Regions from separate parts of the Homo sapiens genome. Here region 1 is linked to region 2. Evidence: chromatin loops called from intact Hi-C (ENCODE). Cell type or tissue: Caco-2. All regions are shown on one strand.

Region 1 (8,000 bases), 160 kb before region 2:
CTCTAATTTAGTACTAGAAAATGTTTCAAAAGTAGAGAAAGAAAACCTATCATATATCCCCTTCTTTTGACACCTTTTGAGTCTTAATCTGACACCAGGTGGCAGATATTTTGCTTTAACATTAAAATTAGTGAAAGTAATCCCTTAAATTCTTGATCTACATTCAAACCATTGACTTATTAATAGGTATGAAAAGCCTATAGTGCATAATGAATCCTTTCATGTTCAGATTTGAGCTTCAACTTTAGCGCGTATCCTTACGGGACAATTAATTCATAAGAAGAGTGACCAGAGAAAACTAAAATATAATATTTGGTTTCAATCTCTAACATCGAACAAAAGTGCTCTCAACAAAAAATAAAATTCCCACAAATAAAAATCCACACTTAGATAAATTATAGACTATTTTTACTGCTCAATTTTATACAGGATTAATCCAACAATCCTTTAAAATAGCAAAATCCTGGCCGGCTGTGGTGGCTCATGCTTGTAATCCCAGCACTTTGGGAGGCCGAGGTGGGTGGATCACAGGGTCAGGAGATGGAGACCATCCTGGCTAACAAGGTGAAACCCCGTCTCCACTAAAAATACAAAAAATTAGCCAGGCGTGGTGGCGGGCGCCTGTAATCCCAGCTACTCGGGAGGCTGAGGCAGGAGAATGGCATGAACCCGGGAGGCAGAGCTTGCAGTGAGCCGAGATGGCGCCACTGCGCTCCAGCCTGGGTGACAGAGCGAGACTCCATCTCAAAAAAAAAAAAAATAATAATAAATAAATAAATAAAATAGCAAAATCCCTAATATATTTAATTTGTCCACTTTTATATACTTTAAGTCATCCACTAATTTTCAGAAACTCCTAAATAGTAAATACAAGGCACTCATTCATTCATTCATGTATTCATTCATCAGTTCATTCAATGCACATGTGCCAGGAACCAGGCATTGAACTAGGTGTTAGAAGTAAACAGAGGCAACCACACTGCTGACTTCACAAAGCTTGCAGTCCACAGGTGAAGAGTGGAATCCAGTTAGTAATTTCCAGTTACATTGTGTGTCATGAGAGAAGTAACGAATCCCATGAAGTTTTAACCCTAGTGAATACAGTTGGTGACATTAGACTATTAGCTCAATGAAGGCAAAGGATAGAGTCAATTTTGCTCAGTACTTATCCCCAGGGCCTGTCTAAGATTTGGCACTACAGTGAGTGCTTAATAAGAATTTGCTAAATGAATTCCACAGCCTTGAATCTTAGACTGCAACATAAACATTTCTAGATATTTTATATCCTTAATCAGAAGTATTTGTTGAGAACCAGTGGTATGTACAATAAACACTGTCTTACACATTAGATTCTTTCCTTCCCATAAACATATATTTGAATGACATATACATACCCCTTTTATCCCAAATGTGCAGAATATTCTCCAATTTCCCTTCCAGATCGACCCTCCCTCTTTTCCACCCTGCTGTGTATCCTGAGGTAAACTCTATGGACTACATCAATGAGCTCTCTTGGCAGGTTCGACCAATAAGAGGCTCAGCAAGTGATCAGAGAGCCTGGGAAAAGAAGGTCAGGATATTAACACCCCAGCTTCCTCTCTACCATGGCACAAGTTAGCCTGGACTAGTCAGGCCATCTTCTCAAATTCACAGGTGTCAATCTAGCTCTACCTGGGTTCCAAGAACTTTCTCTTGACTTAGCCCTTCAGGCCTGGACGTGCTAATGAAAACCTGCCGCTGCCAACCCTAGAAGCCTTCCCCATACCTTGGAAGTTTTTCTTAAGTGTGCTCTCACCCCTGTGTCTCACTGGAGTCATCACCTATTTCCCACCAGGTCTCTGATTCACACAGAAATGTATTACAGTTGTATTTATTTCCTAGGGCTGCTGTACCAAAGTATCACAAACTGAGTGGTTTAAAACAACAGAAATCTATCGTTCCATAGTTTTGAAGGCAAAAAGTCTAAAATCAAGGTGTTGGCAGGGCCATGCTCCCCTGCAAAACCATTAAGGAGGGATTCTTCCTTGCTGCTTTGAGCTTCTGGTAGTCCCAGACATTCCTTGGTTTGTGGCAGCACAACTGCAATCTCTGCCTGTCTTCACATATCCATCTTCCTCTGGATTCACCTGGCATTCTCTTTCTTCTGTGTGTGTGTCTGTCTCCAAATTTCCTTTTTTTTTTTTTTTTCCAGACAGAGTCTCACTCTGTCGCCCAGGTTGGAGTGCAGTGGCGCGATCTCGGCTCACTGCAACCTCCGCCCCCCAAGTTCAAGCAATTATCCTGCCTCAGCCTTCCGAGTAGCTGGGATTACAGGCACGCGCCACCACACCTGGCTAATTTTTTTGTATTTTTAGTAGAGACGGGGTTTCATTACGGTGGTCAGGCTGGTCTCGAACTCCTGACCTTGTGATCCACCCACCTTGGCCTCCAAAAGTGCTGGGATTACAGGTATGAGCCACTGCACCCAGCCAAATTTCCTCTTCTAAGAACACCACTAAATATTGGATTAGGACCACTCTAATGACCTTACCTTAACTTGATTACAGGTGCAATGACTCTCTTCCTACATAATGTCAGACTTATAGGTACCAGAGGTTAGCTCTTCAATGTATCTTTCTGGGCGGACACAATTCAACTTATTAATATAGTGAATGTACTCAGAGATACCAGAACTGTTTGAGGGTAGGGAGAAATCTTCACCACACTATACTCTCAGGTTTTAGCCCAGGGCCAAGGACACAGAAGGAGCAATACATGTGTGCTCAAACAGACCAACAAATCAGTAAACCAGTTAATAAATGGCATATACAGCTACTTTTTTAAAAGGAGAAAGATTTATAGTTTTATTATAGTAAACAGAGACTAAAAGAACAGAAGTTGCCTAACCACTTCTCTGTTATAGAATTATAAGAAGGGATGCTGAACTTACAGCTTGCCTATACATCCAATTTCAGGCATATCTAATTCCAATATCTCCATGAAGATCTGTCTGGAGAAGTAAACCTCTTTAATCTAACATGATCAGAGAATATCTACTGAACGACTCACTACTTTGGGCTGGATTCTAACATAAATTCTGAGAATACACAGTAAGAATGGCATACAGTCGCTGCCTTTAAGGAACTCACATTTCTAGTGGAGCCAAAGCAACCTTACATTACAAATGCCGAGGGGCATGTGCATTGATGCTCATTGATCATTTCTCTGCTTTATTAAAAAAAGTGCTCAAAACATGATTTTACTTACATACCCCTTTTATCCCAAATGTGCAGAATATTCTCCAATTTCTGCTACAACTGCTAACTGCTACAACAAGAGACACTTCAACCCTTTGTCTCTACCACTGCTAACTGACATGTCCTTTCAGCATTTAGGGTTTGGTCTGGGTCCCTCTCCTTCCTCCCCACCCCAATGCTAGGCTATCACTCCCTAATACCAGAGGGCTTGGTTCTATCAGCTTATTTTTTCTGCTGATCCGTCCTCCCACCATCCACTCTCTTCTAACCCACTGCAAATAATGTCTTGTCAACTATGAAACCATGTTAGAAATGTACATAAATCCGAGTAAACAGGCCTTGAGTAAGGGCCCAGAGAGTCTTCAATAAGTGAATTGAACGTGTTCCAGTATATGGACAACAGGGAATCTATCTTTGGTTTCTCAAAAGGCTTTCACCCTTTTTTTGGCTTCAAATTACTAATCCAGTTCTCCCCTCACTCCCCTGCACCACAGTGCTTTTCTATGTTGAGTACTAATCACAACCATTTTTGTCTAATTTTGTGTTTAATTATTGTCTGACTTCTGCAATAGAATTTCAGCTCCTTGAGGCTATAAACCTCATGGACGTATCATTAGCACAATCCCTGGTACATGCTGCACGTTATTAATAAATATCTTCCTCTTCTAACATTTATGAGTCCTTACTGCCCCAGGCACTGTATGAAATACTCCACATGCTTTATCTCATATAATCTTAGAGTTGGCCTAGCAAGAGAACCATCACGTCATGATGCCTTCCCTACAGTGCACACAAACAGCTTTCAGGTAAATAAAGAATTTAAATGTAGTAAGAAAACACACACACACACACACACACACACACACACACACAACAACCACTCTACTTTCCCCTATATAAACCTCATTCTCTACAAAAACAGAGAACAAATTCTCTACTGATTTCTTATTTCTTAACCCAGGACTTGGATTAACTGATTCTAGGGACTCTCATGAATACTTTCATTCTCATTTAATCCAAACCAGTAAATTTACATTACTCAAATGCTTTTTTTTTCTTTTTTTCCCCACACAATATAGAAATATGGAAATATTCAAAGACTTTTATTAAATGAATTTTTATCCTTCTTTCTGGCCAAAAATATTAGGAAAACTATCTGCAGTATGAAGATTTATACAAACTCATAAAATATTAATAATGTTTAAGGCTATTTTTGTTTCACATAAAACCTTCATTATTTCTCTCCTCTATAAAATTCAGTGCTACAGAGTTAATAGCATATAGAAAATTTACTAAAATTAGACTTTAATTTCAAATTATTATTTAGACATGAAAAAAACCAACAATGTTGAATATAAGCCAAAAATCCCAGTTTCATAGCAGCGAGTGGCAAGTTTAAAATGGTGCTTATTTTTAATTTTATGTGCAATGTATAATTTACTGTAAAAACTAAATCATATAATTAATGGAACTCACTATGAGAATTAGCTAAGATGCTAGTTGTTGATCTGACACCAGGGGGCAGACATTTTGCTTTAACTCTAAGGTTAGCTAAGGTATTCTAAATCTTTTAGTTAAGGGACTGGAGACCTTTCTTTGGGAATCATATTACCATAGGAATTTCCAACTTTTAAAAATTAGTAAAGTGCCTAGAGATTAAACAGCAGTTAAAAACACTTAACAGCTGTGATCATGGAGCCTCTGACCACTAATGTGTACTGAACTTCCTATGTGAGGGTCATCAATCTGTTAAGCAATAGATCCTAAACAGACACAGCACTGGGGCTCAGGAGCTTCCAGTCTAGGGCTGGAAGTGAACATTAATTTCCTATTTATTCAGATGGGGCAAGGTGGCTCATGCCTGTAATTCCAGCACTTTGGGAGGCCAAGGCAGGAGGATTAGCTTGAGCCTAGGAGTTTGAGATCAGCCTGAGCAACATGGGCAACATAGTGAGACCCCATCCTATAAAAAATAAAAAAAATTAGCTGAGCATGATGGCTCATGGCAGTGGTCTCAGATACTTGGGAGGCTGAGGTGGGAGGATCACTTGAGCCCAGGAGGTCGAGGCTACAGTGAGCTATGATTGAGCCACTGCACTCCAGCCTGGTGACAGAGACTTTGTCTCAAAAAAAAATAGATTTTCATTCAAATTATTAAAGAACTGAAATGGTTATTACTGATACAAAGGAAATGCACTGTCCATCTTCTTCACATACCTCACAGAAGAAACACAGAGCCAAAGAAGGCTTGAGATGAGGAAATATCTCAAAATGCAAAGCACCTTGCTAGATGCTGAAGGGCAGTGGCTCTCAACATGGAAGCATGTAGGTGTCTTTTATTTTATTCTTAGTAAATACTAATTAAGAAAAGAACCATACTGTAATGAATTCAATATAGTTGTTTTTTTTTTTTTTAAGACGGAGTTTTGCTCTTGTCTCCCCAGCTGTGCACTGGCATAATCTCAGCTCACTGCAATCTCCAACTCCCAGGTTCAAGCGATTCTCATGCTACAGCCTCCCAAGTAGCTGGGATTACCGGCACCCACTACCACACCCAACTAATTTTTGTATTTTTAGTAAAGACAGAGTTTCGCCATGTTGGCCAAGCTGGTCTCGAATTTCTGACCTCAGGTGATCCTCCCACTTCGGCCTCCCAAAGTGCTGGGTTTACAGGTGTGAGCCACTGCACCTGGTCTCAATAAACTTTTAAAGAAACTTGTGTTTTAATAGTCTCAAGAGCGTCTATATATATTAATATTTGAAAAAGAGTCACACACATATAAAACACATGGTGTACATACAGACTGAAATATCACCTGATTCCCAAGAGGTCCGAGGCTAGGAATGACTACAGTGTGTGACAGATATAAAAATGATCACCAGAAAGACACTGGAGACATTGCTGTCACCTCAAAGAGCCTTAGTTCTAATGGAGATAAAACAAATGTGCACAGGAGTTTCATATAAGATAGAATGTAAAACACAAACTCCAGCTCCAAGGCTCAGGAGGGTGTGACATAGTGATGTGGCAGGCAATCAGAGGCTTCATGGTAGAAGCAGTGGAAAAATGGTTCAGCAACTCTCGTGTAAATATAATAGAAATGTTCTCTTTTGTACCTACAACAAGGTGCTCATATAGAAGATGGAAGAAAGGGTGGCCAGAAATAGCCTATGCCTGGATTGTTTTCTTAACCTTGGGTATTTAGCCCACAGCATACTTGACAACTGTCAAAGATGTGGTGCCCAGACCCAAGTCAGCAAGCTTGCCCCAAATCAGGCAGCTATGAAACTGGACTAAGTCACATATTCTTCTAGTCACACATTCAGGCTAAGGACATTTGGCTCCTACCTGACCAGAGCCGTGGTCTCCATGCTGAGATATAACTTAAATTTTTATTTGGTAACAGTCACTTTTCAAGATAAATGTGCATCTACAAGATTTGTATTTGGTAACAGTCACCTTTCAAGACAAATGCATCTACCCACCTGTGAGGCCATTTAGTGAGACTGAAGAGGAAGCCTGAATACAAACCACTAGAGAAAAACACTGTCTTATCAACAAGATTTTACTCTAGAAAAAAAGAGAAAAATATTCAATCATATTTATAATTAAATTAGTATTTTTTTTAAATCAAGCATTCCTGAATATTTTCCTTGGGAAAAAAAAGCGTGGAAAATTACTTAACAAATGTCAATCCAACCGTCAATCACGAAAAGGGTTTTTTGCAAGGTAGCTGGATCATATAAGCTTTCTGTGGTTCCTTCCTATCCCTATCCTCAGTTCCACAGTTCCTTGACCATATGAGTCATCATGAAAATTATGAAGATTTTATACTTACAAATAAACAAGCAAAAGCTCATTTTCTCCAAGATTCCATTTCAGTTAGTAACTAATTCGTATACACATTAGATGAAAAATGTTCTAATTCAATACAATTACGGGAAACAAAAAAAATTGCTCATTAAAGTCAATGAACTGCAGATTAATAAGAGTACTTGGAACTCATGATTTTTTTTTTAAAAGAAAACTATGAGATACACAGGAAAAGTAATGATAGAAAAGGCCCTAATACTGGAGCCAAAGGATTCTCAGCCTTTCCTGGCTCCATGACCTTGGGAAGTTTCTTCCACTGAGATGGTTTCTCATCTGCACAATGAGTTCGGGTAACTTGATGAGCTCTGAGTTTTTCTAACACTCTCTAGTTTAAGAATCTGGAAGGAAGGCTATATACTTTTTTCTGCTTAACAACATGTCTCAAAAAAGCTGTATAATAGAATCTGTACAATTAATTTGAGATCTCTAGAAATTAATATTTTTATGGAGTTGCTAGCAACTAAAAGACTTGATGTCCAACATACAACAGACAATCTTTGGACACATAAAAGAATTCTAAGATGGCCCTAAGATTCCTGCATCCTGATGCACATGCTCTGAACAGTTCCCTCCCCCAACTATAGGCAAGACCTAGAAATATCCTATTGTGATTATGTTGCATTGTAAGGTGAAGGGATTTTACGTATTTATTTACTTATTTTTATCTCTGAATTCTGAGCTTCAAAGGATTTTACATATTTAATTAAGATCCATAGTCAACTGTTTTTGTTCTAATTTAAAAAGAGACTATTCTGTATTCTGGATGGGCCTGACCTAATCAGGCAAGCTCCTAAGAGAGAAGCAGCAGCAGATATTCCCATGCTGGCCCTGAAGAAGTAAACTGCCATGTACAAAAGGAGGCCACACAGCAAGGACCAAAGGGCAGCCTC
Region 2 (8,000 bases):
CTATTCACCTTTGAATCCCAAGCACCTAGCACTGTTCTTGACACACAACAGGAGCTCAATAAATTTGGGGAGTCAAGACTCCTGTGCAGGGTATTCAAGTCCCCTCTCAACTGGCCCCACTTTCCATTTTCTTGCCTCATCTTCAGTCACTCTCCACCACCAACACCCTCCTGACTACACAGATGGCACATTCCTGCCTCCATGTCCCCTCTCACACTGCTCCCTCTCCCTGAAATGTCATCACCTCTCCCCTACCTGTGTGCCTTGGGAAGTCCAAATCAACAGTCTAGACTTGGCTGAAAAGGGAAGAATTACTTGCTTTTTTACTTTTGTTTGCACAGAAGTTTGGACACATTGTATTAGATCAACAGGCTTTGTTCTCCTGCTGTTGTGCCTCACTGAACCATGTGCGCTGGGGCAGGGCTTGTGTCTTTGCTTTGTTTGTTTTTAATTTTCAGTGTCTGACATGTGGTATATCTTAAGTGCCTCTTGAAAGCCACTTATTCATTCCTTCAACAAATATTTATCAAGTACCCAGTCCCCACCAGACACTAGTCTAGGTGACAGGGATGTATCAGTGAACAAAAACAAAAATCCCTGCCTTTTGCAATTTATATATATAAATATATTTATATTTATATAAATTCCTCTTGGCATTTATATTCCAGTGAGAAGAGAGAGACAATAACTTAAAATGTAAGTAAAGTATGCAGGTATGTTAGAAGGGGCTAAGATCTACAGGGAAAAAAATTAAAAGGTTAAGAGGGATTTGGGGAGGAGTGACAGGAAGGTTTGCAATTTTTAAAACATCGATCAGGGTAGGTTTCACCGACAGACTAACATTTGAGTAAGAATTAAATGAGAAAGGACATTATCCAGGAGGATATCTGGGGAAGAGAACACAAGAAGAACCAGCCAATGCAATGGCCCTGAGGCAGAAATCTGCCCACTGTGTTCAAAAGCCAGGGAGGCTGTGATGGGGCCAGCATTCCAACATCAATCCTGCTGTAGCTATACGATGAAAAGAGAAAATTGAGAACGAGAAGGAAAATTTCTAGAATTTCACAGTTATCTAGGAATGAGGAGAAGGGTCTAAGCTGCAGCTTGGTCATTATCAATGAAAAGAATGGAATGTGGACATGTTTCCAAGGTCCATTCCACCAGAAAACAGTCCTGACTCGACCTTCAGCGTAGATCCATTGCTGCCCCTTACCCAAGCCCTCATTCATCTGGCCTGGATTATTCCAGTGACCTCCTTGCTGCTTGCCCTAATTCTATCCTTGCCCTCTACACTCTATTCTCAACAGAGGAATCCTGTTAAAACTCAAGCCACACCACAGCACTTCTGCTATCAGAACTTGCAATCAGTCTTCTCTGTCCCCACAGTAAAACATGAAGTCCTTATGATTGCCTAGAGGGCCCCAGAGGGTGGCCCCCTCCTTTCCTTTCTAACTACATCTCATATTCTCCCCATAGCTAACTCTCCTCCAGCTCTGTGAGGAGCTCTTCAGAGCACAGACCCACTGTGAGGCCTTCTACAGAGGCCAGTCTCCTCGAGTGCCTACCGATGCCCCAAGACCACGCCCTCCCCACTTCTGCTCCCCATCCGCCCTCCCTTCTCTCCATGGCCCTAAATGTTAAGGCCTTGTAGGACAGATCCCCTTCCTCTATGAAGCTTCCTAGGATGGTCTGACTCACACCAATTTCTACCTCCTTAGGATCCTGTGGCCTTCAGCACCCACACCATTTATCTCAGCCCTTCAACTGCTCCACATCATAAGGGCCCAACTAGACCATACGTCACCAAAGAACAAGCGCCACCCCTTATGCTTCTCAGGCCCTGAAGTACTGACAAGGAACATCACAGCAAAACATGCGAGAGTACAATGTTTTAATTTTTTAATGTGTTTCCAACACATTAAAAGTATGGGGGCATTCACAAAGCTCTACATTTCTGCCTTCTCTTGATGTATCAGCAGATCATGCTACACTGGAGCCTCATTCCTGAACAGCAGAAGCGAGAAGCTGAGCAGTAGCTGTGCCCTTTTTCTCCACTCTATGCCCAAGTTCACTGGTTTACTTTCTGTTGGGTCCCTGTCTTGTCGGCATTTGAGTTTGCTATCTTTGTATTAGGTATTGATTACCCTGAATTTTTAAATTATCAGATTCTTTTGGGAAGTGAGTATGTACTGAAGATAATATCAGTTTTTCCTCATTTATGATATCAACTGACAATGGTGGTGTTTTAGACTTTTCTATATTATAAATATCAATTACATACAAACACATACATATACATACATAGATATGTATTTTAGAAACTGTCCCCTTAATCTTCCTAATAGATTAAAATTCCTGTACTATGGTTCACATACCTTGAAATATAGGGGTTATGATTCCTGGCATGACTAAGTTTAAGGTCAGATATCAGTACAGAAGTTATAAAGAGAAGGAGATATGGCAAAAATAAACATTACTGAGTCGGATGAGGTATTTAACAAACCATTTTAGGAAAATACGTTTCTAAAATTCTTATGAAATTAGAAAAATAACACTGTTTACTGATTTTTAAAAATAAAACTTCGGCCGGGCACAGTGGATCACGTCTGTAATCCCAGCACTTTGGGAGGCCAAGGCGGGTGGATCACCTGAGGCCAGGAGTTCAAGACCAGCCTGGGCAACATGGCAAAACCCTGTCTCTACTAAAAATACAAAAATTAGCCAGGCATGGTGGCACACACCTGTAGTCCCAGCTACTCAGGAGGCTGAGGCAGGAGAATCACTTGAACCCAGGAGGCGGAGGTTGCAGTGAGTCAAGACTGCACCACTGCACTCCAGCTTGGGCGACAGAGCAAGACTCTGTCTCAAAAATAAATAAATAAATAAATAAATAAAAAGTAAAAATAAAACTTCAAGTATTCCATATGAAATATGGATAAAGGTTAGCACAATGCCTTTCTTCTCCAGACTACCATTATCTACATTGTAAAAAAAAATTTCCATCTTCGTATCTATTACTACATTTCAGCACTCAAACTAAGCCAAAGGAGGTAAATCACGTCATAGAAAAATGAACACAACAGTTTCCAGACAAGCCTATCAAGAGTTGAAGAGTTAAGCAGCTATTGCTACCAGAAGAGTTTAGAGGAATCATCTCCTTTGACCTGTGACCTTTGTCTAAGGGTTTTAATTAAGAGAAAAGCAAAATCTGGACACAGAAGTCAAAAGATATTTAAAAAGTCACCCTGGCTTTATCTGTGCATCAGTCATTACTTCAAGTCCAAACAGGCAGGCCTTTCTTAGCAAACAGCTTTCCTGATTAGCAATCAGATTCTGGAGGCTTCCATGGCCACCTCCAGCCCTGCAGTCTGAAAAGCAAATACAATTCAGTCCAAAGCTCCTTTGAAAGCAAACAAACTAAGCATAAAGGTACACCTTCAAACACACTTCAGCAAGATTGAATTCATTGTCCTTCAAATTACATTTAGGAAATATCTTTTTCCTTTCTATTTTTCAACTCAATGTTTTAATTAATAAGCTTTCCTGAGAACATTTGCTATCTATATGCTTTACCACTCTCCCCACAAAAATTGCTTACTTCCTCTGAACTCCCAGAGGACAAGAAAAACTGACAAATGAACATTAGAAAAAAATTGCAATATTTTTAAAAAACACTTAGTAAGGTTTTATAAAATACATTAAAACTAAAGCAAAATGATACATAATCATACTGCTCAGCTATCCCGATTTTTTTTTAAAGGAAAGAAAAATAAGTGAACATAGTTAGAAAATTCAAATACAGAAAAGGAAGAAAAAGTTTTCCAGTTTATTAACAGTTGTACTGTACATCTTTTTCAGGGAAAAAATGCATACACCAGCATATATACCTTTTTTAAAAAAATTATACAAAAGGGAATGGTAATCACATTGATTCCACAAGGCATTTTTTTCATTTTTTATATATATGTACACGTAAGTGTGTATATATATCTTATAAATCTTTCCAAAGGAGCACATATACAGAACTACTTCATTCTTTACAAATATGCTACAATATATCATATAAATATCTTGGCATAGTTTTAAGTGAACATATTTATGAAATTGCTGGTGATTTTAAGTTCTGAAATACATCACCAAATTGCTTTTGAATTGTGTCTATTTCAGAAGATAATTTAATCTCAAACAGAAGTCCCTTTTTTGCACGTGCTGGAAGTATCACAACTGACCTGCTGTGCCTCAAACTGCATCTCAGAACTGCTAGACAATCAACCCCTAGCAGACCAAGTCAAGCTCTTCTAGACAACACAGACTCCGTGAATCAAACCAGAAATGTCTCTAAAAAGCTGGAGGTTGGCAATCACAGCTTTGGAAAGGGTTCTGTATAGCTTAACCTTTCCGTTTATTAGTTTCTGTACTTTGTGTCTAAGAGGCAGACACAGCGACAGGAAAAGGAAGAAAGGGATTAACATCTACTAGGTACTTAACTAAGAATGCTACCAGGTGAGAATACTAGAAAAGCAACAGATTGACCAGAGTCTCAAACCATCATAGAGGTAAACACCTTGGTCCCTCTCTCCCCACTGAAAAATTCTAGGCAGCTCCCAAACAAGGAGTGCAGAGTAAGGGGGAGGGGAAGCCAGGAATGTCCAAGGCTTATCTTCTTCCTTCCTTCTCTAAGCAGCTGCTTAGGAGTATCTGATTCCCCCAGCCACCAAAATACCTCTCAGTAATTCACAGCAAGTTCATGGAGTAGATGGCTGGGCCACATACCTAGCTATAAAACCTAGGACACACTTTCCTTTTTTCTTTTTTTTTAGACAGTCTTGCTCTGTCACCCAGGCTGGAATACAGTGGCTCCATCATTGTTCACTAAAACCTTGACCTCCTGGGCTCAAGTGGTCCACCCACCTCTGCCTCTTGAGTAGCTAGGTTTATAGGCATGTGCCACCATACCTGGCTAATTTTTTTTTAAGTTAATTAATTTTTTGTAGAGATAGGTTGTCCTATGTTATCCAGGCTGGTCTGGAACTCCTGGTCTCAAGTGATCCTCCTGCCTCAGCCTCTCAAAGGGCTGGGATTACAGGTGTGAGCCATCGTGCCCAGCCAGGACAAACTTTTTAGGGCCGGGCGCAGTGGCTCATGCCTGTAATCCCAGCACTTTGGGAGGCCAAGGCGGGCTGATCACAAGGTCAGGAGATGGAGACCATCCTGGCTAACATGGTGAAACCCCATCTCTACTAAAAATACAAAAAAAACAATTAGCCAGGCATGGTGGCGGGTGCCTGTAGTCCCAGCCCCCAGCCCCCCACAAATAAAGAAAATATATAAAGAGAGTTTGCTCTGGGTAAACCACTTCATAGGCAGTGCTTTGATTTATACAAGTATATCATGGAGTTTCGGAACATCTGGATTCAAATTTAAATTAGTGGGTGTAAGACTTGAACAAAAATCATTTGATCTCTCCAATCCTGAGCTTCTCTAAAACTGGGTAACACTGTCTCTGTCAAAGAACTGTTGTGAGGATCAAATGAAGTCTGCCCCCGCCTTGAGCCACTCCCATAAGATACTGAGAAAGTGCTTAGTACTTGGCAAACTGCACATGCAACCTCTCCCCAGAAGGGCTTGCATTTTGGCTGTTTCCCTCAATAATACTTCATTTCGTTCCCTCCAGCAAACTACCACAGCTGCCCTCCTTACAGGACACTGCTAACTAGTTCACTTGGAATTTAACTGATTTGCACTGAAGTAACACAAATTCAACATTCCTTATCACTCATATGTTAATGACTGCTCAAGACCAGTGGTCATTTTCAATCCTATTTTAGAATAATCAAGGATCTAAAGTCCTGATTGGAACTCCAGACTTCTTATTTCTAGGAGAATTCATTCCTCAAGTCACTAATTACTGTCTTACTTTTCATATGCTCTGTGACATTTTAACCAGACACCAGAAAAAAAGCCACAGCAGTAACAAACTATATCCTTGAGCCCTCAAAAAAAAAAAAAAAAAAAAAATCACCCTTACAAACCCAAGCATAGCATGGTTACTATGATTCTAAAACCTGTCCTCAAAGGGCCTCAGATGCATGACGATTACATTCAAAACTATATTCTTTCATCCTTAAAGACAGTACACTAACAAACTGCACCGAAAGATTTTTTAATGCAAGCCAGACCAATGTTGATACTTGTTTTTTATAAATTATTATATGTTTTTTCATAGACACTATCCAAACCAGTAGACTATTTTTGTTTATGAATGAAGCCAAGGATCAATGATCAATGCTTATTTGAATAGATAATAATCAATTTGGAAATTTCAGAAACTTTGAATAGCTATCGTGTCATGCGTATAGATCTTATTTGGACAATATAATCAAATTAAACATTTTATGCATCACAGATCAGTATGAAACTGAGAAAGTACTGTTTGTTCTTGTATCAGTAATTATATTAAAATAAATGACTGTATGTCACTCACAGTATCTTTGAAAGCTGTTAAAGAAAACCTATACTTCACAGATTATTCAACATAAAAAAAGACAAGAAAAATATCAAAAGATATATTATTCCAAACTCTGTTAATGTATTTGTCATAAACATCCTCATTACAGATGTATACAAAATTGTGGCTGTACTAAAGAAGCAAGTTCCAGGCACTCTTTTCTTTTCTAGACAGGATCTGGGTCTTGCTATGTTGCCCATGCTGGTCTCAAGCTCCTGGGCTCAAGCAATTCTCTTGCCTCAGCCTCCTGAATAGCTGGGACTACAGATACGTGCCACCACACCCAGTTCCCTGACACTCTCTTCATTCTGGTGTTGACTCAGTGAATGTGACTAGGTTGATCTGATTTTGCTTCATCTGCAAGCAAATGATCATAAATAGGCCAGAGTCTTCATGAATGTAATTGTACTACAACTCAAACTTCAGTGATTCAATCATTTTGAATCCCAACTTCAGCTGGCAAAAAGGCTCTATTCAAAGTAAACGATGGTTAAGAGGTTACTCTAACCCAGCCATGCTTTGATTCAGCTCCCAAAAGAAAACAAGAATAAGAAGACCTTATCTTTCCAGAACATTATACTACACTCCTCATGGAGTCATTCTGTGAATAGGTCACAAAGATGTTTAAAGGGGCAACAGAGAGAAAGAAAAGATTTAAAGAAGTGACTGGGTTAAAAGTTTCATAACACCTATTTCCAGGGACTTAGAGTTATAAATGAAAGCTTACTTATGGCTTTGACTTTAAATGAACAATAAAAAAGATAATTCCATGTTGCTCTATGGATATGTTTTTAGGAGGTGATATTATCAGTTAAAAGACTTCCCAGGAAAGTAAAAGGGCCAGGTAACACACATGTCAGTTGCCATCAAGCTGGTCTACTCAGGTTGAAATGAGAAGATTACGAAGAAAGCAGGAAGCAGATAAGCCATCCTGAGAACTGAGCCCTCCAGGAACCAGGACGCATGGCTTGACCTACTAACGGCACTGCAGAAAACAGGTTCCAAATCTAATAGCATGACTGTAATCTCCAGTTAAAGCCCAGCAGCAATAGTCAGCTCAGCTATGTGCCAGAGAAGGGAAATGTCTCTGCATTTCACCAAGACTTACATTTAGATTTTTTTCACATTAAAAATGTCATGTCCCAAACAAAATTAGGAGTTTATTAGAAAACAAGAGAAAATGATCAACTAGATTCCAAATGTCACAATAAAGCACTGACTTTTAAACAATTTCCTTTTCAATGTTTATGCATCCATAACGCAGTTGTAACTAAAGATATATATATTTTGCAATCTTCACATTTCTAATATAATTATTTTAATGTCTTCACACTTAGCTATTCAGAATCATACTAATACAAAGATAAAAACAGAATAGGTAAATATAAAAATACAGCTAGCATTTTATACTATGAAAAATGTCCCATTTTCATAAAACATATACAACTACACTATGTTACCAAACACACGCAAGACATTTTAATTCATAGGT

What was found. Hi-C counts contacts between places; a loop is a spot of excess contacts. Peaks named below come from ENCODE experiments on the same cell type or tissue, not always from the same donor. Only the 100,000 strongest peaks of a DNase experiment are listed, where the experiment ranks them.
Region 1: it touches region 2 in a loop (3-fold over the local background); 6 of 110 quality-filtered maps call a loop at or near these places.

Annotation. Positions count from the first base shown.
Region 1 is chr4:40,971,682-40,979,681 of GRCh38, forward strand. All of the region lies in intron 6 of APBB2 (amyloid beta precursor protein binding family B member 2), which reads right to left. Among named protein-coding and RNA genes, the nearest start is that of NSUN7, 230 kb to the left of the region's middle. In Caco-2, a CTCF peak has its summit at 4,752 (motif pointing right); a DNase peak (open chromatin) is centred at 4,751.
Region 2 is chr4:41,129,174-41,137,173 of GRCh38, forward strand. The region is part of intron 2 of APBB2 (amyloid beta precursor protein binding family B member 2); the gene reads right to left. Among named protein-coding and RNA genes, the nearest start is that of APBB2, 81 kb to the right of the region's middle. In Caco-2, no CTCF peak of the experiment used is centred here; DNase peaks (open chromatin) are centred at 984, 3,328 and 4,628.